4 separate regions of the Mus musculus genome follow, and regions 2, 3 and 4 are each linked to region 1. A link is a loop called in an ENCODE intact Hi-C map of the cell type or tissue named here. Cell type or tissue: heart. All regions are shown on one strand. Links, peaks and the distances in the headings refer to the core of each region. The heading gives the core; the rest is flanking DNA. Region 1 has its middle 100 kb from the start of Gm40217. Region 2 has its middle 9.7 kb from the start of Gm40217. Region 3 has its middle 14 kb from the start of Gm40217. Region 4 overlaps Gm40217 (a long non-coding RNA gene).

Region 1 (7,434 bases), core at 1,324-6,323:
AGAGTATTATAGGGGTGAGCTGTAGTGTTGATTTTTTTTTTTACTCCAAATGCTCATCAAATTTACGAGGAACAGCATCAGGAGCTTGTAACCATTAAGGGAAGACAGTGTTTGGTTACTTGTCCTGTTTCTCTGTGAAAGTACCCTGAAGGAAGCACAGTGCTTAAGAGTGCATACTGCTCCGGCGGCAGACGAACTATGTTAGGTTCCTAGCATCCATGTTAGGCAGCTCACAACTTCCTGTAACTCTAGATCCAGGGGATCTAACACCTTTGTCCTCTGAGGACACTTACACTCATATGTACAAATATATAGAGATGACACACTATATATGTAATATGTACACACACACACACACACACACACATACACATATATATGTGCATGCATATATATATACATATACATATATATTTATATATTTGTATATACTCATAGTTGGGTGTTTCAATCCATCATGGCCAGGTATCATAGCTTGAGACAGCTGGTCACATTGGATTCATAGTCAAGAAGCAGAACATGATGAGTGCTCTATGCTTAACTCCCCCCCCTCACACACACACATATACACACACACTTTCATTAAATTCATTACTCAAATTTATGTTTATGCTTTGCTACCTAAAATAGAAATAAGTTCAATAATCATTTTAACATAATTTATTTGACTCACAATCCCCCAGTGACTGATAAAATATTGTTAAGTTGTTGTTCTTGTTTGTTTTTGCAGTGTTCAGAACTAAACCAAAGCCCCACATACACTGGGCAAACACCGTATCCCTGAACTACCCCACCAGTCTGGTTTATCACTTTCTCCTGTTTCTATAGTCTAGGATCCCAGCACAGGGGATGGTGCCACCCACAGAAGCAGCTCTTCCACTACAGGCAATCTAATCTCTCCTAGGCATGCCCAGTGGTTCCCCTCCCAGATGATTCTAGATCTCACCAAGTTATCATTAACAAACATAGACAGTAAGCAAGCATTTAAAAATCTTTGATTAGTGGTGTGTGTGTGTGTGTTTTATATGTTGGTGCATGTAAAAGCCAAAAGAAGACATTGGGTAGGGTGTACCACTCTACCACTCACTGTTCTATTATCTTGACACAGTGTCTCTCACTGAAGCTGAAATCCCAGTGATCTTGTCTACCCTGGCCTGAGCTCTGGGTTTATAGAAGGGCTTGTGGCTTTGCCTGGCTTTTTAAAGGGATCCAAGGACTTGAACTCAAGTTCCCAAGCTTCTATAGCAAATACTTGTGTCTGATGAACCACCATCTCTGTCCCTGATAAGTATTATGAAAGTATAATTCTGTGTAGTGGAGACATAGGCTGTGGGTTCTTTTTAGAAGAAATGAAGCTTACATGGTTATGAGAAGAATGCATTGGCTATGGATCTGGGGAAAGCATGTGAAGAAGGCCTGGAAACGCCGGAGGAGCAGTGAGAACTGCATACAGCCAGAGTGTGGCACAGAAGATCTCCATAGCTAGAGTGTCGCACAGATCTCCATAGCTGGAGTGTGGCATAGTAGGCCTGGTTGTAATAACCAAGGTCTGAGCAAGGTGGGCACATTATGGAGGGTTGTAAATCATGCTTGGGAAGTCCATTCTGCCTATGTTAAGGCTAAAACAGCAGGTAGAAAGATTGGAACTAGGAAGATGAATTTTGGGCTGTTGCTGATGTCAAAGGAAAGATGCCGGTGGTTTAATGTCTTAAGTATTGGGATGCTGCAGAGTAAATAGGACACAGAGGGAACAGGGGACCATGTCAAAGGTGATCCCAGGATTCTGGCCTGAGCAGTCACTGTGACAGGAAGCATAAAAGGATGAGATTAGGGACAGGAGGATAATTAGTTGGATTTTAATCATGATGAACTTTCAAAGCCTATCAACTTTTCCAGTTGATTCAAGGATGATACATAGGCTTCAGGTCAAGGGTCAGGATCAGGGGAAGGCAAGCAGTCACATAGTGAACTAAATTTAATGATTCTTTCAGGGTCCCTTTAGTACAGGGTCAGCACATGAGACCCTGTTTCCTTAAATTTTATACCTTAGGCAGCTTGCTTACTTCTCTAGTCTCAGCCCTGTTCAGGGCAGAGTACAGCATTTTTGGCTGGAGTTACAAGTCTGGATACATAGATGGTAGAGTAGGTATTTGCCATTGTTTAGTTTCCCTGTATTGATTTCTTACTTCCCAAGGGGATTCAGTTTTATTTTGGGGGGACTTTCTTACTCTATTGTGTGTCTTGATGGGACATTGTGAAACAGGTTCCTGCCTCTCATAAAAGATCCTGAAATGGTCCCAGAAGAACACTCTTTGGGTACTAGAGCATGATTTGCAATCAAGTGTCGAAAACTAAATGAGACATTTGAAGAAGAAAATGAGCAAAAGCTACCCTGATGGGCGCTCTTGTTATCTAGGTCTCCTTAGTGGCAATATTCCATGCTAATAGAAGTGACAGCACACTGTGCTAGGAGTGTAACAATTTGAAACATGTACCTACTGTAGAAAGTTTTGTTACTGCTCCTGAAATTGTCCTGGGCTGGGGTGAGGACTGACTGGAGACCCAGGGCCAGGTGGGAAGGGACACAGTCTTAGGTAAGACAGACATTGTCAGAATCGGGCCAGAGGCAACAAAGGAAACAGAGCTTTGCTGATCTGTTGAAAACCACTGGGGGAGGTCTCACTGGAAATGAGTCGGAGGCTAACTACGCTGCTATTTTGGGCTCATTCAACGACAGGACCTAAATCAAACAGATGTGCTTTTGCCCTCGTGCAACACTCTAGAAGTTTGTCATATGAAACGTGGCTTCCCTGTCTACTTTCAAGGAAATTATCAACCCATCCTTAGCTAAAGGGAAGAGCAAAAGAAAGCAAGGGGAACAACTTTTTCCTCTCCCCCTCCTTGTCTTCCTCGTCTTCCTCCTCCTCTGCTTCTCTGTTTAGAAAGTGACCCGAGAACGAGACTGTCTTCCCCTACTTTATTTATGTTCCACTGTATGGCCACTGCTAGATTCAAAGAAGGCTGGGAAATTCAGCCCATAGTGTGCATGGAAGACAGGACTCTCCCATTTGGTTCATGTGGAGAAATTTGCTAATTAAAGGAAGAGAGGGAGGATAGATTGATTTATAGGAGTCTAGTGACTAGATTTTGTCAAACCCATTAATTCTCTTTATCTTCCCACTGAAGCAGGAGCCCTTTCTCTTCCCTCTGCCTCCTTATGGTCTTCATGGGCAGTCTGGCTTTAAGGGACGACCCGACATATACACTATGATAACACTTTGTTGCAGCCACTGTTCTAAGTTACTTATGAGCTGAGTAGTTCAATCCACAGGGAAAGTCTTTCCTTTTTCTTTAAATCTCTGGACTTGGGCTGAGGGAGAAGAGGAGAGAGAGAGAGTGATACCTTACACAGATTAGTACAACAGTTGCTATAGCTGTCATTTGAACTCTTTCTGATTTCAAGGTGTTGGTGTTTTCATTCTACCACAGGTAGCCTTCAGGTCCCTGATGGTGTGAGAACTGGCTGGGGCATGGGGTGGGGGTGGGGGTGGAGCAGGGTCAAGAATGATGAGTAATGGGAAGGTAGTGGGGTGAGCACAAGTAATAAGAGGACCAAGTACCCTCTTTCCCCCTCCCGTGTGTGTGTGTGTGTGTGTGTGTGTGTGTGTGTGTGTGTGTGTGTGTGAGTGTGTGTATGGTGTGTTCATAGACACATGAAGGCAGTCAGGAGAAAGACAGATTAAAAGACTATGCTTACAGGCACCTGTTTGCTGATTTATTTCTATGTAGTCTCTGCAGACCCAAGCCTTCCCTGACTTGGAAAGCATGGGGGAGCTGTTTGACAAAACAGCTGAGTCACCCAAGAGTCTGACCTTTAATGTGGAAAACCGTCACCAAGGACAGGGCTGAGGAGTAGCTGCTGGGTAATCAGGAATGGGGGTGGGGGTAGGGGTGGGGGGATAGGGTCCTGGCAGGACAAGGCAGTGGTCAGAGCAGCAGGGTGGGGAGCCAGAGTGCAGGCAAACTGATTTCCAGGAAGGAAATGCTGCCCCACCCACTCCTCCTCAGGCTGAGGCAAGGTTGCCTTGTTGTCTGGTTCCAGAGAAGGACCTCTCACAAGAATTCTATTGTCTGACCTTCAGAAATGAGAATAAAGTTGTTCCTTAAGGGGGACAATGAAGATCACAGCAGCCAAGGACTCGGGCCGGAAGAAGGAAGTCCTTAAATGCTCTAAGAACTTACAACAGGGGTTTGGGACAAGGGTTCAGGGACTACACTTCAGGAAAGGCTGGGCCTGGGAAGAGAGGTAAACTGAAATCTGTCCTGTTGGGTGCCTAGCCCACATCCTCGAAGGCGATGGTTCCTAGCTACAGAACTGGAGTGCCCAGCTCCATGTTCTTGCAGGCTATACTTCCTGCCATAGACCTGGGAGTGCCCAGGCCCCACTTCTAAAGAATGCCCTCTTCTGAGCCCAACAGAGCTGCTCACTCTTTCTAGAATAGAGTCCCACTGTCAGCAACCCAGGTCCTCTCTAGTGTGTCATGTTCCCATCTAGGTCATCCTCCACCTCCATGATCAAGTTCCATTGTTCCGGGAAGCCTTCCTTGATGGAGCAGGGCAGAAACACGTATCCATCTGCTTTATCTTGAGGTCACACTACTTTGTACTTGCACAGGATCATAAATTCTTAGGTGCTCAGTAAATAAATAAGTGCTGATAAATTAAAAGTTCTGAGGATCTTTAACTGCTATTTTTTTGGTAAAAGTTATCACTAAAAATTAAATATGGTCAAGTCATGTATGTTCATGGATGAAATTTACAAGACCTTTTGCTGTGTTCTGATTTTTGTGGTTGTTCTTGCTTCATGAAGTGTGACCACTGAAACTATTTGAACCTCCAGCTAGAAGACGTGGGTAAGGAATTCCCTGTCATCTACCTTTCTGCTTTCCGCTCTCCAGAGTCCCATCTCTAGGCAAGGGGCTATGGGGACAGATGATGGCCTCTTCCTGCAGGAAAACGCCCTGGGTCCACTCCTGAAACTCCTACAGGGATCTCAGAATATTTGCATTTTAAAAGGGTCACGGTTGAGAGGCCAGATGCCTTAGGGGTGGGACTTTTTCTAGAGCAGGAAATCAAGTTTTAAGGGCAAAGGTGCAGAGCTCTCCAGAGCACAAGAACAAAGGGCCAAAGATTCTTCGCTCAGCTTCCTTAGAGAACCCTCATTCAGCTTTGAGTGAAGACCTCTCCTCCTAATCAAAACTTAAGCAATGGGAGACGGGGGTGGGGGTGGAATGTAAATGCATACGGCTAAGAGAAAGAAGCCAATCTGCAATGCTGCGTGCCATGCCATATGTTTCTCACAAGATGACATATGTCTTGGTAGACATACCATAAAGACAGTATGAATGTCGGTGACAGACTGTAGTTGGGTGAGGGGTCAAGAGGCCAGAATAAGGGACAATAAAACTATTCTGGAAGACATTGCAATGGCGGATGCCTGACACCTAGTTGTCAAAAAATCCACAGAGTGCACAATACAAAGACAATCCTAACGTAAGGAACAGACTTCAGTCAGGAAGTGTGTCAATGCTGGCTCAGCGTTAACTGTAACATATATGCTGTATCAATGCAGGATGCTGATAACAGGGGAGATAATGTGGCCGCAGGGGTGGGATGGGGGAGATCCTTGGGAATTCTGTAGCTTTTGATAATTTTGTCACTAAGTCTGCAGCTTCTCAAAAAATAAAAGCAATTTTATTTATAGGAAAAAAAAAGAAACATTTCCCTGATCATGCCTAACATTTACATTCATATCATATATTTACATGATGTGCCACACACAGGTACTGTCCTAAGCAATTTGTACTATCAATGCACTACAAATGTTCTCAAACCAAACCCATGACACAAGCACAGTCACACTGGCCTCACACCATTGACAGGGGAATGAAACTCAGACAGGTAGGTGAACTTCCCCTGTGCCACACAGCATAGCAGCAGGGCCTGATTTGGCCCCAGGCAGTTTGGCTCCAGAGTTGACACCAGGATGTAAGGTCCTTTGCTGGTCAGCTGTCTGTCACCCTGAGACACATATGTCACCTTGACAGACCCCTGAGTTAACGGATGCAGAGAGACTTTTCCTTCTTGCTCACAGTCATTCCTGTTGCGTCACACAGTCTGCTAGCCCCTTTGGAATGACAGTGAGGTAGCAGTATCCTGACAGGGACACACAGCACAGAAAAAGCCTTTCCTTCATGGTCAAGGAGCAAAACAAGATGTGGAAGAGACCGGGGTCCTACAGAAATTTGGGGACATACCTCTAGTTACCAGATTTCCTCTTACTAGGCCCTACCTCTCAGAGTTCTGTAGTCCCTACATCTCTAGCACCATAATGGGGATAAGCCTTTAAAAAATTAATGAATTTACATCCTGTTAGTAGTTTCCCTTCTCGCCTTTCCTCCCAGTCCTTCTCTCCCCTCCCCCACCAGCCACTCTTCTCCTTTTTGTTTCAGACAAGAGGAGGCCTCCCAAGGATATTAACCTGCCCAGGCCTAACAGGTTGCAGTAAGACTAGACTCCACCAATTTCTCTTCTCACTACTGTTGATTCGACATCTTTCCTTCTACCTCGTTCTCACTTGCCAAGCTTTTACTGAGCTCAATCGGATGAAATTCTCACTTCTGGGATGGAATCTAATCCAAGCCAGAGATTAGAACTCATTCTGATGTCTTGAAGATAACTTCTCTGCTAATGAGGACGAAGAGAGGAGTTGCTGCATGGTCCAGCTTCCCTTGATCACTTTATCATTGCTGTTGGACCATTGGACCGAAAGAATGGCTCACCACCACTTCCCGTTCACTGTGATTCCTCTGATCACAGTCATAGACTGGTGAGTGATTGGTCTGGATTCCATTCTTAACAAGAAGACCCCTGGAAAACTTTGCTTCCACTGGGGCCATAGGAGCTGGAAAGGGGGCTGTCCCCTCCCTGAGCTCTGCAGGTAGCCTATCACAGAGTTGAGTAGGATCTAGAAACCATGTATATAGAAGATGCAAGTGAGTGGAAGTGTGAGGCCCTTGCCTCTATAACCAGGTTCTAGAGCAACTATTTTTTTCTCTTTCCCCCTTTGTGGCCCATTTTGATCGAGGTCCTTTCAAGTGCTTTCTTTTTCCCCCTCTAACACTTAACTATTTATCCAACCTGAGCAGAAATGGCAATGCCTTCAAAAAACTGCTTCAAATCCTTCTGATAGGTGAGAAGGCTGGCTGTGAGCTTCCACAGGGTATTGACTGCCCTTCAGCAAAGTATTCATTACACTTAGAGGTAATCAGATCACAGTTTGGCTTTCTCATAGGATTAGCTGTTTAAGGGATGAGACAGACTCTATCTTTCTATCCTTTATTGCAGCACCTGGAATAGGAGAAATAATCACTT
Region 2 (7,434 bases), core at 1,672-6,671, 94 kb before region 1:
TGACCGAAAATATCTGAAATTCACTTCGATCCCTTAGGTTTTTTGCCAACTTTAGACACCATGCATTTGGGTTCATCCGAGAACCGAATGAGGGAGTCAACTGGCACAACTCTTAGGAAGGAAAAACCACAGGCTTCCGTCTGCTAATTCACAAAGTCACACAGCCATCCATCTATCCACATGACGTCAATGAGATACGACTTTCTTTTTATGTCATGCTCAATGCTATGCTTTTATATATAAGACCTGTGTTCCTTTTCATCTGCCCAAACACTTAACTGGCAACAATTGAGCATAAATGGATAGAAAATGGTCTGGGTGTGATAACCAAGTCAGGAGGTCTGTGTTGTTGGAGCAACGGGTTCAGAAGCATCAGCAAGTCTAAGGCATGATAAGACTAACTGGCAATATCTGCTTTGGTTCCCACAGCATGCCCCCACGTGATGGACAGGAGTGGGAGGTTTGCCAGGCCTTCTCAGTTCTTTGGGCCACATTTGAGCCACTTGTGGATGGATGACCCTCTAGTAAATTGATCTATTTGCCAAAGCTGTTCCCGCTGTTCATTCTCAATCAAGGGGTGGGCTGCTTAGCTCCTTGTGTCTACAATCAGTCCAGAGTCTGCAACTACTCACCAGTCGAACCCCTCCAACCTCAAGTGACCTCCTTCTGGTACCCAGAAGGCCTGTCGAGCTTCTGGGTGGAGTTCTCACATCACAGGAGCTTCCAGCTAGATGGAGCAAGACCAGCCGGATCTTTCCCCTTTTAGGAAATCCATCCAATTGGAAGCTTCTTCAGACAGGGCTTTTAGGGGAGTGTGGGACCAGTGCTTCAGACGCAGAGGAGACAAGAATGTTCTGGAAGAGATGACAGCCAAGTAGTGGTTGTGTTAAATCCTGCATCATATTTGAAGGGTGGCTTTTTTTTTTTTTTTTTGGTTTGTTTGCGTCAATTACAAACTGCTTTAATGAAAGACACATTGTCTTTCTTATTCGCAGACCTTATATAAGAATAACAAAAATGAGGGCTGGTGAGATGGCTCAGTAAGTAAGAGCACTCACTGCTCTTCTGAAGGTCCTGAGTTCAAATCCCAGCAACCACATGGTGGCTCACAACCATCGTAACAAGATCTGAAGCCGTCTTCTGGAGTGTCTGAAGACAGCTACAGTGTACTTTCCATGTAATAAATAAATAAATAAATAAATAAATAAATAAAAGAAAGAAAGAATGAATGAATGAATAAATAAATCTTTAAAACAAAAACCAAAACAAAACAAAAAAAGAATAACAAAAATGATGACAGACATGGTGTATGAGTTAGAGAACATCGGAACTCAGTCTGACCCGTGCCACTACTCTCTGTGGTTTTTACTAAAGTTTTATTCCCATTTAATAGATGAGGACAGATTTGAGAAGGAATGAAGGGTTTCTCACCACTGAGCTTGTTTTTAGGCCCAGTTCCTAACTGTGGATTTTATGCTTGCTCTTTAAGAAGTAGGGACAACAGAGGTGCAGAGGAACAGGAACATTCTTGTCCCCGTGCATGCTGCATAGTAGGGATCACATAAAGCTAGCTTTCTGGGTTTTTGTTTTTTCGGGGGACAGAGTCTTACTAAGCAGCTCAAGTTGGAATCAAACTCACACTTCTATTTCTATTCTCTCAGGTTCTGGGATTACAGGCAAGTGTCACTACGCCTGGTCCACAAGCTCTCTTGCTTAGGTTCTTGGATAGGCTTTATTCACTGAACTCCCTTCATGCTGATACTTCCTCAATTGGGGGTCTTTAGAATGCAACATGATATCCCAAGCCAAGCAGCCACACAGAGATGCTGTGCTGGCTGAGCCAACATGAGAACTTCATGTCTCTGATGAGGTAGGTTCTTATTCTCAGTATATAATAGTGCATAGGCAACATTGCTTGCCTTGGTCAACTCTAGGGATCACAAAATCAGGTTCTGAGCCTGTGAGACAGCCAAGAAAGTCCAGTTTAGTAAAGGGATGAGGGAAACGCCCTCCTGGGTGGTCCTGGGGAGAGAGGAGCAGCTGCTGCTTTTGTCTGGCAATGCTTTTTCCACTTCAGGGACACAGGCCTGAATCGGAGCCATGGACATTCCTGGTCTTGCCTTAATTCTTGCTAGAGGCCGGTGGTACCAATACACACACACAGGAATTTTTGACAATTCTTGCCTAAAGCTATTTGCTGTTCATCTGGTCACCTTGAAACTATCACCTGGGGAGAGGAAGACAAGAATGTATAGGACACCATTTCTCCAACTAAGTAACTAATATTGTAGGAGAGACAGATTAAAGTTATGTTAGCAATTTTATAGGCTTGTGTGTGTGTGTGCTTTTCAAATGTATCAGTCAACATGTGAAACACACATACACACATGTATATATATACATATATATATATACATGTGTGTATATATATATATATATATATATATATATATATATGTATATATGTATATATATATGTTTTGCAGTTTATCTGTGAAAATATAAAACCATGGAATTTTGATAATTTAGGTGAGGTTCTATATAGCATAGAGTTAGAAAATGTCAGACTATAGATTTGAATTCCTGAGAAATAAAGTGCTGAAAAGGCTACCAGCAAAATCCTGACTAGATATAAATATATGGCATGGGGCATAAATCACCACTGGTCATTTAGTAATTTTTATTCATTTCCCAATAATGTCTTGGGAGCTCATTAGGTGAGGAATCCCATCTATGGCCTCACCGCCTTGAATGTGTCTCCTAATGAGGGTCTCGAGGCAATTAGAAGAAGAGTAACTTCCTCATTGGTGGAAGAGTGAGCTGAAAAAATTAATGAATCCCAATTTAAAATCCTGGTCTGATGAATTAATAAAGAGTTATAAGAACAATTTTTAATAGAAAAATATAATGGAAATTGTGCTTTTTCTGTCTCAGATAAAGCTGCAGACACAGACTGAACTGTTTTGGCTGGCATTTTATCAGCTCAAGACTAGTAACACTGCCTGTCTCTTTATCTTCATGAGCTCCGATTAACCAGTAACTACCAGTTCACAGAACTTCTCAGAAGTTCTGGGGATTGAATCTAAGGCATCAGCAAGCAATCTGCCACAGACACAGAACATTCTTAGCCCAGTTCATTGAACTTCAGTAATCAGGTCTCGGGCAATTACCACTGTGGGACTGGCAGTGAGCTGTGCTCTGGGGATGTAGAGACAAAACAAAACAAAACACCACCCTTATTATTTCAAGAAACTTGCCATCTCAGAAAGGGTGGCCTATCCGAATAAGTGTTTTAGAGCATTTCCTTTTAGATTAGAATGAAACGGTTTCATTGTGGACCACTCTAAGAAAGAGGAGTAGCCACTCAACCTTCAGAGGCTAGAACTGTTGGAGACACTCAGGGTGGGCCTCCTGGAAGATGACTGAGGCTGGGGAAGGCCTTGGCATAAGGAAAGCTCTTCCCAATGCAGTGAGGGGGCTGTCTTAGACCTGGGTCCTGGAGGAAGCAGGAAGCCTGGGAGGCCAACAAGAAGGAGATGGGAAACCTGACCCAGCTGCGAGGAAGATGGAGAGATTATTGGGAAGAGAAAAAAAACTATGTCGGGTTGCTGAAGAATATTAAAAACACAGTAACTTTGACTTAAGAAACGGGCGCTGCTAGATAAACCTCTTCTCTGGCCAGTCTCTTGGAAAGGACTCTGAAGGCACAGCTAACCAAACAACCATTGCTCCTGGCAAGGGCTTTCCACCAGGTGAATGGTTTGCCATATTTCCGATTCCAGGAACTGGCTGCAATAACACTTATGCAATGATAGAGTGCACAGGGCCCGCCTCCAGGCGCCTGGCTGCGGGAGAACTTGGCAAGCCTGGGCTCCTCTGCTGCTGAGTGGAAAGTCCAGCTTTCCTGCTTTGCCCGAACTTCCCTTGGATGGCGGGCTTTAGGGGAAGTCAGAGAAGGCTGTGTGGGCCGAGCCTGAGCTTTGGCAGGGAAGACCAGGAGGGTATGCAAGACGAGAGAGGATCATCCTTTAAACTTATTATGTATTAGTATTAGCAGCAGCAGCACTAGCAGCAGTAGTATTAGCATTAGATAAGCAGGACACATAGTATTTGTGAAAGTTCAGTTGCCTTCTGAAGGCTATGGACAGAGTGAGGACTTGGGAGCTAAAACAGTCTTCACAAAGACCTTAGGGAGGTCACCCAACATCTCCAACCCTCTGTGTCCTTGTGTGCACACTGGGAACCACACCTTACCAGTCTACGAGGCATAATGAACGACAGCAGCTAGGACCTTCCTCAGCATCGCAGTAAATGTTAGTTGGTGGCTAAAAGCAACACAGCTCTTTAATAACTGTCAAGTGGTTGGGGACAAAGGAAGGCAGAAGGCCATCCATCCTCTCAAAGGACAAGTAAGGAGTGCATCTGCTTCAACAAAGGCACACACACTTGATAGGCTAGGATGAGTCTTAGTTTCTGAATAGTTGCAGACCAAGTGTATGCGAATCAGCTCATTCTCAGAATAGGGGACTTTCCAATCCAAGGTATCCCGGTGGCTTAATGTGAGCTTGTTGCTGCTACTGCGTCTAATTCAGTGCTATTGCCTCGCCAAGAGCTCCTGTGAGGGAAAGAGATGCTTCATCTGTGTTCCTTCAGAACCTTTGGGCATCTTCCTTTTTTTTTTTTTTTTTTTTACAAAATCTGTTCATAACAGATTAGCCATGTCTATTCAGAACTGGAAGCAGCATAAATCACCACTGATAGACAGGAGAATAAATACTGTTCGGTATTATTTCATAACACTACCTCAGTACTAAATGGCATAAATTCTCAATTTCATGCAGTAAGAAAGAATAAAAAAAATCATAGATACGCTTTTAACTACCAAAAATTATTGAGGAAAATGAGACAGAAGATAAATTCAGTTTATAGATAGTCAAGGTCTGAAAGCCAAAGCTATGGTAACTAAAAATCCAGGTTGATGGCTAGCTGAGCCCTGAGTGCTGAAGGCAGAAACTTACGAGATGTTGTCAGTGATTCTGGGAGCATTTTGAAATTGAATGACATTGTAATTCTGGGTTCCAGCATGACATGATGGGGTATGTCTGTAAACCTAGAATGTGGGAAGCTGAGACAGGAGAATTTCCAGTTGGAGACAAATCTGGGCTATAGTCCAAACTGTGTGAAACATAAGAAAAGCTGGTTAGGAAAGGAAGGTCTTAACACTCACCAGATCATTTGTTTAAAATCTGTTCATTTTAATTTATGCAAACTGTTACCTCAGTGATGTGTGTTTCAATGCAATTCAAAGTATGTTCTCATAATGGAATATTTATCAGATATAAAAACAAGTTAGCTACTGACTGATTCATGCAACACCCACCATTGGGTTAAATCACCTACCAAGAGCAGGCAGTGGTTCGTAGCATTCACATGAATTTGTTTAATGAGCAAAATCCAACAAAGGTGCTGAAGTCTGATCATTGGCTGACTGGTTTTGGACAGTGTGAGGAGACTGAATAGAAAGGAGAGTGGCATATATTCCTAGGACAGTGGAGACTTTTCTCATCATTAAACTGATCTGTTTGCAGGCTCCCGTGTTTGTGTAGTCTGTGTAGATTATACATTTGTTGTTGAGGCAACTGGACTTGTAAATTAGCGTCACATCCTTTGCTTCTTTTAATTTACTTTTTATTATCTTATGTGTATGTATAGCCTGCACGTGTGTATGTATGCCACATGCAAGTCCCTTGTTTTATAGGTCAGGGAACCGTGGCTCCAGGGTATCACATGGTTCACCAAATTTGTATGCCTGGGGACCCCAATCTAGTTACCCAGATGTGACTTTCGGTCAGTTACTAGCTCTCTCTGAGGAGGTGTGTGTGCCCCTTCTTGCATACATGTAGGAAATGCCCTGTGGAGGACCCCTAGGGGCTGGGCAGTAGATGGGATTTTGTCACTGAGTGTGAACATCCTGTGACCGACCTGGCGTGGATGTTTTGTGCCTGGGTGCAACTGTGTGGGATAAATGCTCAGACGAGGAGGCTCCCTTGCTCTCCACCCTGGCTGTGTGGGAAGGAATTCTGGGTCACAACCACAGCCAGTAGAATACCAGCAACATGTTCTTCAGCGACGACGTGCGCCCACACAATCTACCAGCAAGCCCTTAGTCTTAGACAAAGGGTTCTATCGAGAATTAGCCAGGGACTTCCTCATGGCCATCCTGTGGCCTCTCCTCATCCTCCAGTCTCTTTGGCAGTACCCTGCACTGTTATGCAGGAACATCTGGGGTCCTGATCACACATGCTCTGTTCCAGTCAGAAACAAGCCTGTCTTTCCAGCTAGCTAGGATGCAAGCTAATTTAGGTCATCCTGGTTGATCATTTTTTTCAGGCTGTTGTGTGGGATAATGGGGATATCCATTGACATCTTATTTTTATAAAGGTAAAGTGGGCCTCTCACTTTATAGAGCAACAAGTGATTTCCCCATTGCTCCTCTTGGGGGGATGGTGAGCTTGAAACCTCACTCTGTTGTCTCAAATTGGTGCTGCTGCTTGTTAACGGCTGATCTGAGGGGCCTTTGAGGTTTATATCTAAGTGCTGGTGAGACCAGTCAAAGAAAACTCTTTCCCAAGGAGAAAGCAGTGGGTGACTAGGCTCTGAGATGGGAAGTGTGGGGGTATATTCAAGGGTCAGGGGGAAGCAGTGTGGCTGGGGTGGGTGGATGGAGGTGGCAGAGGGTTGGGGGCATAGACTATGGATGGGTGACAATCTGGGCAAAGCAGCTCCATCGCTTCCAAGAAGACATGGTCTCACGGGAAGGCTCTCCTAGGACCAGTCGGAGGCACACTGTGCACTTTCTCATTTTCCTGGTTTCCCTGTAGCCTAGCAGGTAAGTGAGACCGGACCAAGACCACAAGCTTCTGTCTGGCCAGATGGGCTTTGTTGTGGCCACTCAAACTATTCAATGCAAGCCTGTATGAGGAACACAGAGGAGACTAACGTCTCTCAGCCTCATTGTCTTGGAAGCAAAAGAGAAGGAGATGGAGCGAGAGAGTTCAACCTTGCTGGATATTCACCAGAGAGGACTGCTTGCATATGGATTTAAGCCAATAGAAAGTCTTAGCCAGCTGGTGACGACACGGGGTGTTCTGGATCCTAGTGTAGCGCTGCGTCTTTCTCAGGGTGAGCTTTTAAATACAAAACCCATGTTCTAGGTTGACATACTTCAGTTAACAAGAACAGTTAGCCAGAAGCGGAACTTCAGACGCTAAAGAAGTAAGGTTAGTACGTTTTGAGACTTTCCCAGAACTACGGATTTGATGGATTAGGCCTTTGTTTTAGTTTTGGCAGGTGGTGCTGTCTATGTGCTGAGTTTTACTGCCTGAATGGTACTTCAATCATGGAGTCAGTTGTGTTAAGGTATGGGGCCCTGTT
Region 3 (7,434 bases), core at 1,559-6,558, 120 kb before region 1:
TAGAAGGTAATTTAGTAGCAAGTAATTTTCTATAGCACTTATTATTTTTTAAAAAAGATTTATTTATTTATATGTAAGTACACTGTAGCTGTTACAGATGGTTGTGAGCCAGTTGTAAGCCACCATATGGTTGTTGGGATTTGAACTCCAGACCTTCGGAAGAGCAGTCAGGTGCTCTTACCCATTGAGCCATCTCACCAGCCTCCTAGGAGGCACTTATTAAACTAAGTAGTACACAACTAACCTTAAAGTATCACATTTTGAGCATCATCCAAATGCTAAGCTTTCCAGGATAGATTTTTACAACGTGACAAAACAGTATAACCCTGAAGAGTTTTTAAACATTTATTTATTTTGTGTGTTTGAGCATTTTGCCTTCATGCACCAAGTGCTTGCCTGGTGGCCTCAGACCTCCTGGAAATGGTGTTAGGGATGGTTGTGAAATGCCTGTGTATGCTGGGAATCAACCAGGCTCCTATGGAAAAGTAGCCAGTGCTTTTAGCTGCTGAGTTATCTCTCTAGAACCACTCTTCCTCCCCCCACCCCAACATACTATTATTTAAATGTATGTAAAAATCACAGTGAAGGCTGGGGAGATGGCTCAGTCAGTGGTTAAGAACACCAACTGCTTTTTCAGACAGAGGTCATGAGTTCAGTTCCCAGAAACCACATGGTGGCTTACAACCATCTGTAATGGTTGCCCTCTGCTGGTGTGTCTGAAGACAGCTACAGTGTACACATATACATAAAATGAATAAATAATTTTAAAATCACAGTGAACGTTTGTGGTGGGGAATAAAACACTGCTGTCTTGAGTAACTTTGGTGATGAATGAGATCTACAAAATTAAAGGCAAAATGAGATGTGTTCAAGTCCTTGTTATGGTTTGACTCTGGAATGTCCAGCACAGGTTCACGTCCTGAATGGCTTCTCCTCGGCTCTAGATGCTGTTTTGAAGAAGTCAGATCTAGCTGGAAGAGTAGGTTACTAGGAATAGGCCCTTAAACGCTATGCCTGCCTCCTCATTCTGGCTTGCTTTTCTGCCTCCTGTGGTCTATACCATATGGCAGTTCCCACAGGGATGGATCGAACTGTTCCCCTGTGATAGGCCCTCCCTACTGTGATGGACTGCCTCTGAAACTGAGCCAAAATAAATCCTTCATACATTAAGTTGGTTCTGTCAGGTATGTTATCAGAGTATTGGAAAAAAAAAAAAAGGAACCAGTACAGAGATTCGGCATCATAGAGGTGTTCTGGTACTGTGTTAAACTGTGGGAAATAAATTCTAGTAAAGTATGGAGGTACAGGATAGAGAAGCCCTGTGATGTTATTAGCAGAAATGAATAGGTGATTCTGATGGGAATTTGAGGACCAGAATGCTGTTAGAAACGTGGACAGTAAAAATTATGCTTGTGAGATTCCACGTGAGAATAAAGTCTATTGGGAACTGGGCTAAAGACGACTCATGCTACGGCTGGAAATAAAGACGAGTTCAAGATAGCATCACCTGCAGGCTGTGGTATGGCTGTTGCTCATTACTTTTAGCCAGCTTTATAGTAAGAATAGAGAGCAAAGAGCAGAGCAGAGGAGAAATTGGAAAATCATGTAGAAAGGAGCCTGCAAGTGGCCAAAGTCAGATGATGCAAATGAAGATAGGATGAATACAGTTGCTAAGGAGATTAAGGTCATTAGGGGAACCCATGAACTTTGTACCAAGACAAAAGGGAACATACACTGAAGGTGAGACTCTTCTCCCATCAAAGGCTCTAGGGTATAATTATGCTAAGCAAATTGGTGCCCTGCTGGGCAAAGACTGCCTACAAAAATGTTTTTTCTTGTCCAGGAGCCAAGCTATATCTCAGGCTCACAGTAGAACACGATGCTGTCCAGAGGACACTAGTGTTGCAGTCCTGAAGAATGCAAGAGACATGAGAAAAGCCATTGAGCCAATAATATGAAAATTATTTCTGTGTTTCTACTGATATAATTCAATAACAGTGGGAATACACCAGGAAGGGAATATATACAAATTTCCATACAAGTGAATTCCAAGCAATTTGTAGATCTTCTGCCCAAAGGAGTTGGAAAGTAATGTGGCTTGTGCACAGTGACTTCCTTTTGGAGACTATAGCAGAGGGAGGAGGAGGGGGAGGGAGAGGGAGAGGGAGAGGGAGAGGGAGAGGGAGAGGGAGAGGGAGAGGGAGATGGAGAGAGAGAGAGAGAGAGAGAGAGAGAGAGAGAGAGAGAGAGAGAGAGATATTTCAGTTAGGCTACTTCTAAAACACTTTCTCATGCAGGTAATGAGGGTCAGTGTGACCGTGACAGGACATGTAGACAGGTAGACAACATTTCCCCTGCTGTTTTTTGATTGCTTGGCTTTTCTTTTTTAATAGTGGGGTCTCTCTATAGCCTTAAGTCTTAGACTCTTCCTATCTCAGCCTTCTGAGTCCTGAGGGTTTCAGACGTGTACTATCCCGTCTGGTGAACTCATTATGTAGCCCAGGCTGACCTCCAACTCACTGTGATCCTTCAGCCTCAGCTTCTCAGGTTTCTGGGATTGCAAACATGCACCACCCTGCCTGGCTGACAACATGTACTTTTGACAGGATACGACCAGTGACACCCTATGGTGTTTCTCCTTCACGCCCCAGGCCCCAGCCTGTATCACCATGTTAAGAGATTATGCTTAATTAAGTGACAGTCTGCAAAAGATGTGACCAGTACTCTGTAAAACTCACAAGGCCATAAAAACTTGAGGACAGCTTGAAAAATAGTTACAGGCTAAAGAAGCCTGAGGGACAGGGCAACCCAATGTAAGGTGATATCATAATGGCATATTGTAACATAAAAATAATAACTAGATTAAATACTAACAAATAAAGTATGGACTTCAGCTAGTACAAAGCACACTAGTATTCATCCATTAACTGGGATGTGGCACATTACTGTGTATTGTCAATATTTGGAAAAAGTGAATTTAAACTATGTGGGATATTGTTTTACTACCCTTGAAAGTTTTCTTCTGTAAGTCTGAAACTATTTTAAAATGTAAAAAAATAAAAAAATAAAAAATGAGATAATGCCATAAAAATTGTTTGGCAAGTAGTTCATATTAAATTATTATAAATGATAACTGGATTGAGTTTTTAATTCAAGCCAATTGCCCACAAGGATAGCATTCAAAGAAAGACCCTCATAAGGCCTGTCTCTACAGAGGCTGAAATTCCAAGGGCACGGGTGCTAGCTGGTGCCAAGGTTTCAGAGAAGGGCAAGCATTATTCATTAAGAGACAGGGAAAGACACTCCCCTTCTGAAAGGGCAGAGGGAAACAATAATGACCATTTATTGAGTCCTGAACTATAGGAAAGTGCTTCATCTACTCTGAGTGCTCTGCCTCACGAAATCTAACAACTCTAAAGGGGGTGGGAGAGCAGATACAGCATTCTCCCCATAAAAGCTCAGGCTCAGAGAGTTTAACAACCTACCTACCAGGTCATTAATTGTACATTTGTGTGACATAAAGTGTGTTTTTTTGGATGTGTGTGTAGAGGGAGAGAGAGAGGGAGGAAGAGAAGGAGAGAAAGGGAGAGAGAGGAGGGAGAGGAGAAGGAGAAAAAGAGGAGGAGGAGGAGAAGAGAAGAGGAGGAGGAGGAGAGGAAGGGGAAGGAGGAGGAAGAGGAGGAGAAGGAGGAGAGGAAGGAGAAGGAGAAGAAGAGGAGGAGGAGGAGAGGAAGGGGAAGGAGGAGGAGGAGAAGAGGAAGGGGAAGGAGGAGGAGAAGGAGAAGGAGAAGAAAGAAGAAAGAAGAAGAAGAAGAAAGAAGAAGAAGAAAGAAGAAAGGAAGAAAGAGAAGGAAGAAGGAAGAAGGAAGAAGGAAGAAGAAGAAGAAGAAGAAGAAGAAGAAGAGGAGGAGGAGGAGGAGGAGGAGGAGGAGGAGGAGGAGGAGGAGGAGGAGGAGGAAGAAGAAAAGAAAAGCTAGGGGGGCTCCCCTCTGTCCTGAGACAGTCAGTGCTCAATGATGCCAACCTCCCATTGTTCCAGCCTTCCTCCTTTCTCTCCTCCCCTCAGTTTGAACCCAGGGTCTTGCACATGCTAGGTGCTTTAGAACTGAACTATAGTATTAGCCTTCTGCCTAGCAGCATTCTTAACTCCTGAAATCTGTAGAGCAAGCACAGGAGAGGGATTAAGTTTTCTTAATTAATTAACTAATTATTAATAAATTATTTTAATACATATGAATGTTTTGCCTAGATGTATGTCTGTGAACCATGTGAATGTCTGATGCCCATGGAGGCCAGAAGAGGGCATCAGATCCCCTGGGATTGGAGTTAGCAGTTGGTTGTGAGCCACCATGTGAATGCTAGGAACTGAACCTGGGTCCTTTGCAGTAGGCAACAGGTGCTCTTAACTGTGGAACCATCTTTCTAGCCCCTGGAACTGAGTTTTTTGGATTGGGAAAACTGGTAGAGGAGACAGAAACAGAAACACTGTTGAAAGGAGAAATCACAGGATGTTGGAAGTCTAGTTAGATAGAAAGGATAAATTCTAGTGTTTCACAACACACAAGGGTGACTGCAATTCACAACGCCTTATACTGGTAGATTTTATTTAAAAGGTACAGAAGTGCAGGATTTGTAAGCTTCAAACACAAAGAAATGGTAACTGTTCAAGGAGGAGATGGTAATTACCTGGACTGGATTATTACCGAAGACATACAGGTGTCAAACAGACATAATCACACTATATTCTGTAAAAATGTACACACAGATGAAAAACCGCAAAAAGAGATATCAGAAGGACTTGGCTTCCAAAGGCCGTGAGAACTTTTGTCGGGTTTGCTGAGATCTCTGGGGTCAGGACAAAGGAGTGGGTGGGGCTTTTTCTTATTGGTTAACATTATTAGCATCATTCCCTCCCTGTCAATCCCTTCCTGCTGTGCTACCTACTCTCATCCACTCAAAAGCCCTGGTGGCTGCCCCAATCTGGGCCACTTCCTCAGGGAAAACAGGATGTCTTTTGCATGCTGGAGCCAGGTCCCCGGGTATTTGGGGTGGGAAGAGACTGTCTAATGGGTGAACCCTGAGCTAGGCACCAGAGAGGAAGCCACGTTTCCGGGACTTGAGGAAACTGCCATTTCCTCCTCTAGCAGGAAGTGGCCTTGGCTATTCTCAGCACCAAGGCTTTGGCCCGCAGAGCAATGGAAATCACAGCCTGGCGCTGCCTCTGGCTTGCCTCCTACAGTTTAACAATCTACCAGTCAAAATAAACTGTCTCCTTAGGTCTCCCATGCATAGTTAAGGTAATAATTGAGAGAGAGAGAGAGAAGCCAGAGGCCTGCTTCAGCACAAAGGTACCGAGAATCTTTTAAAATGCCAGGCTGGTCTTGGCTTCTGGGGCCTCACTAAACTGCATAATTGAAGCATTGAGAAGACAAACCTGGAAGTTATGTGATGGCTTCTCAAATACCCAGTTGATTTGGAGGATGAGACTGTCCGTACTTTAAAAATACATGGGTAAGTCCTGGGGAAGCCTCATTGTTCTGGAAACTGGAGAAGGAGTGAGAGGGAACCGAGGTCCGATATAGACTCCATCAGACAGCTAGTTTTCAAAAGCTCACAATAGTGTAGACTCCACTTCCCTGCTGATGAAATGACCCCATTTACCTGGGAGTTTCTCCGAGTCAGAGAGGTCCTGCCTCTCCTTTTACCATCCTCATGTCCACTGTTTCCAGAGCCTGGGAGACTCAATCTCCTCTTCTCTCTTCCAGCCTGGAAGTGGTCACCCTGGAGACTGAGCATAGTCACACTCTGCTAACCAACATGGACCCACAAACAAACACAGTTGATCCTTCTGTTCTGATAAGGACAGTGACAGAAATAACTGTGTGCTGGGCAGAAAGCTGCTCGTGGGAGAGGGGAAGGAGTCTGCCTGAGGGGGGTCAGCCTGCTGAGGCTGCATTTTAATGTACCTTTGTTAAGGAGGATACCAGGTCACCCAAAATACGGCATGTATCTCGTGTGTGTGTGTGTGTGTGTGTGTGTGTGTGTGTGTGTGTGTGTTTTGTGTATGTGTGTGTGTGTGTGTGTGTGTGTGTGTGTGTGTGTGTACCAGAATGCAGTGCACACTAAGCCCAGAAGAGGATGTTTGATTACTTGGAGTGAAGCATCGAATTCTGGTCCTCTGCAAAGGCAGTGCAGAACCATCTCTCCAACCCCATGGAATCCTTGGCAGGAGATGTGATAAATGAGACAAAGGCCCCACCCTCATGGAGAGCTCATATTTTGGAGAAGGAAGTAGAGACAAATAAAATCAGATAAAAAAAGTCACTTTGCAGAGAAGTAAGGCAAAGTTGGTTAGAGAGTGAAGTAACTCGGGATCAGGTAGGAGAAAAGGCCGTGGGAAGAGCTGCAGGCAGCACTGAGGATCTGGCCAAAAGTGAAGAAGGAATGAAATGTTCTTCTGACCCACATAGGGATCCTCCCTATTCGTGGCACAAATCACAATAGCTTGGAGGCCCTCTCTGATTATGTGGAAAATTCCAACTTGGGCTCATAAAGTTCTCTACCTTGGTCCTTTCTGGCCACTGTTCTTGAAAGCCTGGGTGTCAGACATACTGTTGGACATAAACAGCCTCGTGGTTAGACCTCTGGCCTTTCCCTAATGATGGGAAGTTGCCTGAGTAAGAAAGCTGGTGTCTAGGAAAACACAGCTCATGTGTAGAGGTGGCTCTGGAAGAAAAAGCAGGGAGACTAGGGTTCCCCAGCCTTGGGGAAACAGGTATCACGCTAGAGGGAGACCCCTGTCACTTGTCTAGTACCCTCTGTGTGCTAGAGTGATGTTTAGCAGGGGCCAGCACGACCAGGGCCAATGAAAACCCAGCCCTGGCCCTGAGCACTCACTAATCTTAGAGTTTAGCGGGCATTTAATAGCAAGGTAGGCGTTTGGATGCCATTCCAAGAGCTCTAGGAGGCATTTGAGTCACCCAGGAGGCCCTTTGCGATGAGTTACAGCAAACTTTGCCCACGCCAGCTTGTGCAGTAAAGAGTTTATGAGCTCCCTATAACTAGGATTCAAAGATGGGGAGGCTTCTGATGTTGCACCCTTGAGGGCTCCTGCCAGTGAGCCAAGGATGCTTTGGCTCCACCCTCCTGCAGACAGATGCATTCCATCCCTCATTCCAGTTTACCTCCAGATCACAACGTGGATGCCAACAGGCATGGAAGCCATGTTTTTTTCTTTTCTGAAAGCCATGTTTTCTTATTCATGTGGTCATGTGATTGAGAGCAAGAACATCATCCCCTCCACCTGAAAAGTCAAGCTGGGGCCCAACTGAGGGCCTTTCCCCACATCCACCTAACCTCAGTGACCGAGAGCATGCAAAAATCAGAATGCCAATCCCAGTAATGGAGCCAAGGGCGTCAGCAGAATTTGTGAAC
Region 4 (7,434 bases), core at 1,210-6,209, 110 kb before region 1:
CTCTCTGTCCCCCTTCCAACTCCCCTGCCCTAACTCACCCTCAAGTTCCTGACGGATTCTTTAGTTGTTGTCCCATACACACACATACATGTGTACACAATATGCAACCTACTGAGTCCATGTAGTGTTGCTGGTAGCTACACATACATAGGGCTGACCACTTGGGACTGCATAACCTGCCAGTGAGCTGGTTTCTGGAGAGAGCTGATTCCCCCAGTAGCTACTGATGGCCTATAGTGCTTCATCTAGGGTCGAGGCCTTGTGAGGCTTCCTGGTTTGAGCTTTGCACGTCAATTGGTCTGATCATTAGTCAAGATTTGTTTGGGTAGCCATATTGCTGAGTTTTCATGGGCCCAGCTGATCCTGAGATGTAAGTAATTTGTACAAATGGCAACAGCAGGATTCAAACCCAGGTCTATCTGTCTCCAAACCTAAAAACAGTGCCATCCAGACTTCCACCGTTGCTTCAACCTGCGTGTCTAAGTCAATTCCAACAAGTTTTTGCTTCTCATGTTTAAATCAAGGTCCTCCATGTTTTACCTATTCTGAAGCGTTTAGAGTGTCACTATGTAGCCCTGGGTAGACTAGACAAGACTGGCCTGGAACTCACAGAGACACCTCTGCCTCCCAAAGATATGATTAAAGATATGAGCCACCATGGCCAGAAATTCTGAAGGATCGAAGTGAAGCAAAAACGTAGACAGAAAAAAGTCACTGGGTTTATAGTCAACATGTACCTCCGTCTGCCAAAATCCCAGCCACCTCCTCTCTGGGATTTTACTTTTGTTCTTTTAGCATCTTAATACATTATCGATTGATTGATTGGGTGGTTGGTTGATTGATTGTGGAGGCATGTGTGCAGTGAGCTGTGGCATTCATGTGGCGGTTAAAGGACAACTTGAGGTGTCAGTTCTCTCCTTCCACCATGTATATTCCAGAGACCACACTCCGGTTGTCAGTGACTCTGCCCACTGAACCATCTCGCGGGCCCTATAAAGGTCAAAGTTATAAGGCAGCCTTTCTCAGTACCTTTTTCCTCAATTGCCTGTTTAATAGCTTTAGTTTATCATTGCCTCCCACTAGCTTGCAAGCGTCTTAAGAGCACAGATAGTTTCTTAGAACTGTAATAGTCTCAGTACTTAGTTGGGGGATAATAAACATTAATTAGATTTTGGCTGCATGATTGAAAAGTGCAGGATTGCATGAATCACAATGATGGCTCTGTTTGATTTGCTATTAAGTGCTTATTGAGATGGCGCTTAATATATGAGTGTTATCTCACTCCAACTTTGTTTTGTTTATTTTGACAATTGAACCCAGAGTCCTACACACGCTAAGCACATGCCCTGCACATGCTAAGCACATGCCCTGCACATGGTAAGCACACGCCCTGCCCTTCAGCCACATGCACAGCCATGCACATTGCCCCTTTCTGTAACAGCGTTCTTTCTCCTTTCATCCTGTGAGATCATGAAGACTCCGAGTGCCTCCCCTCTCGCCCCCCGGGAGACAAGAGCCTGTGTGACTCAACAGAGTGCTCCTTAGCCGATCCCTCCAGGTCCCTTGGCACAGATTATATTCTCCTTCCATCCTGCTTTAATCACCAGAGCCCCCAGTCCTCATCAAGCTCCCCGCCCTGTCTCAAACCAGTGCTTAAATGACACCAGTCTCTCAGAAGAAACAATGTAATTTTTCTGACCCTGGCTCACTCCTGCCTTTACAAATGTGAGATACTCAACAGGATCTTAGCAAGCTGTATCAGAAGACAGAACTGTACAACAAAGGCTGTGGACAATTGTGTTCCCATTTCCCTGCCTTTTTTTTTTTTTTTTTTTTTTTTGTGCTTTGTGGAATTGCTCTCCCAAAATATTCCCAATGCTTTATTTACTTAGACTTCAGGTTTATTTTGGGCTGAACTTTCCTGGAGCTGCGTCTTAGGATGTGCTTCGTATCCTGCTGCATTGCCATGTGACTTCAGCTCATCCAGGGAGGACCCGGGGCCCAGAGGATGTCAACCTCCTCTCTGTGCAGCCGAGACAGAGATGACCAACTCAACAGCTCAGCTGGAAATGTGTCCCAGAGGAAAGCCTTTGTGTCCTAGTCACCAAAACTATGCACAATAGCAGACACAAACCTTGTCAACTTTATCAGTTCTGTGTGCCAGGGACTCTGACGTGGCACAGTTTCCAGTGTCTTAGTGATCTGTGACTATAAGTAACTCAGACACTGAAAGACTCAAGTGGCCAGCCAGTGCTGGGAATTTTCTCATGTCAGGAAATTTTGGTGGTGAGGCATGCTAGACGCTTAGCAACTGGAGCACTGCGGGGAAGAAAGTCAGCCAGGCAGGAAGGGAGTGTGGGAACAGACAGGAAGATGACATGCGGCATGCTTTCGTGCTGGACAGCTCTATGTGGAGTCCCTCCTCCTCATAGCCTCAGTTTCCTAACTGGCAAACAGAGGTGATGAGAGCAGGGCACACAGCATGGGCTCTGGGTGCCAAGTCTCATGCCCTTCCCAACCCGTGTCTAGGGGAGGTGAACTGAGGCTTACCCAGTCTGTGCTGGGTCTACTTTGTGGATCTGAGGATGTTAGTGAACCATCAAAGCTGGGACTTGGAGTTCAAGGACTCTAAGGATATTGGAAAAGGACCACTCAGAGTTAGCAGCTCATTCAAGCATTCTGGATTCACACTGGGTCATAGTGTAATGTAGTGTAATGAAGTGCTGGGGGTCTCCAGAAGAACCCAGGGTATACCCGTGAGTCCATTACTGAACTAGCAAGTTTACAACTCCTAAGGTGCTATTTGCACTTTTTCTTTTTGGCAGTGGGTAGGGAAGCAGGGGATGGGGAGAAAGGGGTAGAATGGGGGAGAAGAAGGGGCAGTCAAAAGCAATCAAAGATAAAACCACTGTTTTATTTTGAATCAAAGTTGTGATCCTGTCCTGGAGAGATAGTTTAAGGGTGTGTTCTGCTCTACCGAGAGCCCCAGCTTGGCTCCCAGCACCCATGTAGGGCCATCCCAACCATCTGTAACTACAATTCAAGGTGATCTGGTACCCTCTACTGGACTCTGTGGGCACCTGTAGTCACGTGAGCACAAACCCACATGCACACAGAAATTTTATGTATTATTTTAAAAAAATCCTTAAAAAAATGTACTGGTAGAAAAATGTCTCTAGACGGAACACTTCATATGCTATCACTGCCTTTCAACTCCTGAACTGTGCAACAATCTCTGTGACAAAATAGCTATGACCTGGAAAGTGTCCTTTGAAGGACAGTGGCAGTCTGATGACAAAAGCTGAGCAGAGTGTTTGAGGTGGGAGCTGAACTACATGACTTTATCTGAGTGCCATTTTCCCTTGGCTTGGAAATGGCTTGGAGTGGCTTGGAGCTAGCTACAACACTGTGCTTATTGATCCTTGGGTAGTTGGCGGGGGGGGGGGCAGCGGGGGAGGGAGGCGGGAGAGAAGGAGGGAGGGAGGGAGGGAGGAAGGGAGGGAGGGAGGGAGGGAGAGGAGAGTCTTCTGAAGGCTCCTATGTGAAAGGTTTGGTCCCCAGCCTATGCACTATTGGAAGGCAATGGTACCCTCAAGAGGTGGGACTTAGCAGGGGTCTTACCGTCACTGGACACACTTGACAAGGATATAAGATCACAAGCCCTCTTCTCCCCCTCTTTTCTCAGCTGGGGTACATGTCTCGTCCCACCATGATAATGTGGCCTCTCCACAGACCTAAAGATAATGGAACTCTTAGATCGTAAACTAAAACTTGCAAGATTTTGTGTCCAAATAATCATTTTGTTACTGCCTAATGATTTATAGCAAATTTTCACTATAGTGATGGAAAATTACCATAAAAGACCAAAACGGGGTTGGATGCTTTTCTCCAGCTTTTTTATAAGATTGCCAATGCCCTCTAAAGGCTTAGCTGCTTAATGCTGAAGCATCCGGAGGCTAAGTTTCAACACGAACTTTGGAAGGGACACAAACATGCAAACCACAGCTATCAGTTTCAGATTCCACTCTGCAGCAAGCTTTTAAGAAACCAGCACTTGTCACATTTTGGTGGACTATCCAAGGGGAATATTTGCACGTAGGAGTAGTCCACTCACACCCCTCCCTTTCCTATTCCGGTTCTGTGTGAGGCCAAACTTTTTCACACAGTTCAACCAAATAACAAATCCCTATGGACAGAATTAACATGAGATACCAGAATCTGTTTTGCTTGCTGGTTAGTCGGATCCTGGGCAGGGGATATATAGACTTCAGTGGTAGAGCACTTGCTCAAAATGTGCAAGGCTCTGAGTTCAATCTGTATTACTATAAGAAAGAAAAAGAAAAAATAGTCAGATGTTGAAGATATCTGTAAACACGTGAGACGATGCAATCTTTCTTAAGAATTTTTATGTAGTTTTTAAATGTATAACTATCATTTAGATTGACATGTAATAGATTAGTCATGTATAATTTAATTAATATATAATCTTTCTAAATTATAATTTATAATATAGTAAGCATTACTAGATACGACACATTCTTTGGAATAATCAGGCTTTGTTTCATTATGTTTTAAATTTATTACATGCATGTACGTATGTATGTTTGTATGCATGTATGTACGTTCCTCAAAGCATGTGTGGAGGCCAGAAGACAAATTACAGGTCTTGGTTTTCTCCTTCTACTTGTGGGTCCTGGGGACAAACTCAGGTCATGCGGCTGGGTGACAAGCACCTTTACTCCCCGACCGTCTTGAAATCTCACTTTTAAAAAAGGTTCGTTTTTATTTTATGCGTATGACACTTTTCCTGCATATATGTAAGTGCACTTTGTGTGTGCCTGACACTCGTGGAGGTCTCAAGTTGCCACCAGATGCCCTGGACCTGGAGTTAGGGATGGTGTGAAGACATAAAGATTCTGGGAACTGAACTCTACTCCTCTGCAAGAGCAGCACAGGCCCTCAACCACGGAGCCACCTGCCTCTCCAGCTCCATGCTTTTTCCATGCTTTTTGTGTCCCAGTCGCATGTAGCCTAGGCTGGCTTTGAATTCACCATATGCCTAAGGCTAGCCTTAGGCTTCCAGCCTTACCTCCAAGTGCTGGAATTGCGGGTGTGCACCACCACATTGGGCTTTTAGGTTATTTTGAAGAGCACAAAATTTCATTCCAAATATAGTTTTGGTTATTTACAGCTTGTGCTTAGACAAATTACCTTTTCTGTGCTCCACTTCCTTCACTTGTTAAACAGAGATTATTTTACTCAAGCTCTTGAGACAGGTTATGAAGACCAAATGGAGATTCATGTCTATGAAGTGTTGAGAACAGCTGCTGGCCTCTTGCAAGCCTGTATTGGTCGTACAGTGCATTGGTTATAATAATACAGCAGAATCACGTGATGACCTGCTTCCTCCAGGCTGAGAGGCTGCCAAAGCCGGGCCTCCGTGTGTTTCCTCTCTGGTTTCTAACACTTCACGAAATATTTACTAGGCAGTCAGAAAATTTGGTAAATGAGTTAGAAGCTGGGAAAAGGCACAGCAACTTCTAGCTGGGTTTCTGATAGAGAATCAGATTTATGGATGAGGAGGTCTAATTCCAAAGACTGAGTCTGTAAGGTGGGGCGGAGTGTGACAGAGGTGTGGAAGCTGCGGGCAGGAAGTGGTTTGAGGTATGTGGGGAGAGAGAGGAGAGCCCTGGGTGGTTGCGGTAAGTTTTAATGGGGGGTGTGTTCCATCAACCCTGTGATACCCATTATCTAATGGGGTGGTGCGACAGGCTGCGTGGGCACAAGGGTAGAGACCGGCTCCACCTACCGGTGGGGTTGGGTAACACAACTGGCCTTTTTTACCTTGACTTGTAGTGGGGGATGTCTGTCTGTCTCTTTAGATCTGATCTAAAGTTACTAAGATAGGGGTGTTTAACACAAGTCTCTGATAGTTGTTTTCACTGTTGGATATTGAAACTAGGGGCACTGTGTATGCTTGGAAGTGCTCTACCACTGAGCCACACCCCCAGCTCCTCTACAGATTTTTCAGATCTACATTCTACACGAATAGGGTCGCATTCAGCCGTCACACGTGTAGACTCTCACGCCGAAGTGATTTTGAACATGTAGGAAGGAAAGAGAAAGCATTATTCAGGGTGTGCTCTGGGCCACGCTGCGGTTATGCTTCACCCTGTAAGTGCCCCAACCACCTTGTAAGAAAAGGAATTTCTCAATCCAGGCTTGGGCATATGTAGTGTCTAAAGGATCGGTGGCCTAACTGGGATTTGAATTCACATCTGGGCAAATATCACACAGGCTACCCTTGGAAAAACAAACTATTCTATTTGTTATTATTTACATAATGTACACTTAGTGTGCACAAATGAGAAGCATTTTTTATTAGATATTTTCTTTATTTACATTTCAAATGTTATCCCCTTCCCTAGTTCCCCTCAGAAAATTCTCTATCTCCTCCCCCTCCGCCTGCTCCCCAACCTACCCACTCCTGCTTCTTGGCCCTAGCATTCCCCTATACTGGGGCATAGAGCCTTCACAGGACCAAGGGCCTCTCCTCCCATTGATGGCTGACTAGGCCATCCTCTGCTACATATGCAGCTAGAGCCATGAGACCCACCATGTGTTTTCTTTGATTGGTGGTTTAGTTCCAAGAAGCTCTGGAGGTACTGGTTAGTTCATATTGTTGTTCCTCCTATGGGGCTGCAAACCCCTTTAGCTCTTTGGGTACTTTCTCTAGCTCTTTCGTTGGGGACCCTGTGCTCTGTCCAATGGATGGCTGTGAGCATCCACTTCTGTATTTGCCAGGAGAAACTTTTTTAAAAAAAGACAAAAACACCCCCCCCCCAAAAAAAAACTGAGGAGCAGGTGAAAAGGGAAAGGTACCCATACATTCACCCACTCAGACACAAGACCATGCTAACAATGTCTGGCCTTTTGCAGCATCTCCTTCAGAATTTTCTAGGCATAGTTTTGCAGCCAACATTCTTGTCCAACAATGTATCAGGAATCGTTTTTTGTTATATGAACCATACTGTTTATTTACCAATCTTATCTTTTAAATATTTAGTTTACATGTAGCTTTTCACTAATATAAAAAAATTACAATAAACATTTTTGAGGTTTGATCTTTGAGTATGGCTTATTTCCTTAGGAGAAAATCCTGCAAAAATTGGATTGATGATAAAATGCAGTTTAACTCTAAAGACATTTCAGATTAATGTATTGTCAAACCGTCACCCCCCGCCAGGGATGCTGCAAATTACTTTTTAAATGCCAGAGTTGAACCCAAGCACACAGCAGGCAAATGCTCTACCACTGAGCAACATCCCCAAGCCAAGTTATAACATTTTAAATTCTTACCAGCAGTGCAAATAATCCTGATTTTGTATCCCTGCCAACCTGTTTATTGTTATTAAATCCATGCACTTTATATTT

What was found. Hi-C counts contacts between places; a loop is a spot of excess contacts. Peaks named below come from ENCODE experiments on the same cell type or tissue, not always from the same donor. Only the 100,000 strongest peaks of a DNase experiment are listed, where the experiment ranks them.
Region 2: it touches region 1 in a loop (2.2-fold over the local background); 3 of 42 quality-filtered maps call a loop at or near these places.
Region 3: a loop joins it to region 1, with 2.6 times the contacts of the local background. A loop is called at or near these places in 4 of 42 quality-filtered maps.
Region 4: it touches region 1 in a loop (2.4-fold over the local background); 4 of 42 quality-filtered maps call a loop at or near these places.

What each region holds. Positions count from the first base shown.
Region 1 is chr4:105,419,952-105,427,385 of GRCm38, forward strand. No RefSeq gene overlaps it. Among named protein-coding and RNA genes, the nearest start is that of Gm40217, 100 kb to the left of the region's middle. In heart, for the core only: a CTCF peak has its summit at 3,823; a DNase peak (open chromatin) is centred at 4,090; H3K27ac peaks cover 290 bases.
Region 2 is chr4:105,325,158-105,332,591 of GRCm38, forward strand. No RefSeq gene overlaps it. Among named protein-coding and RNA genes, the nearest start is that of Gm40217, 9.7 kb to the left of the region's middle. In heart, for the core only: a CTCF peak has its summit at 3,854; DNase peaks (open chromatin) are centred at 2,044 and 3,834.
Region 3 is chr4:105,301,110-105,308,543 of GRCm38, forward strand. No RefSeq gene overlaps it. Among named protein-coding and RNA genes, the nearest start is that of Gm40217, 14 kb to the right of the region's middle. In heart, for the core only: CTCF peaks have their summits at 4,289 (motif pointing right) and 5,001; a DNase peak (open chromatin) is centred at 5,042.
Region 4 is chr4:105,311,264-105,318,697 of GRCm38, forward strand. Gm40217 (a long non-coding RNA gene) reads right to left here. Exons shown (of 4, transcript XR_867967.1): 2 at 4,213-4,322; 3 at 3,622-3,734. Among named protein-coding and RNA genes, the nearest start is that of Gm40217, 4.2 kb to the right of the region's middle. In heart, for the core only: CTCF peaks have their summits at 3,897 and 5,816 (motif pointing left); DNase peaks (open chromatin) are centred at 2,028, 4,048, 5,448 and 5,768.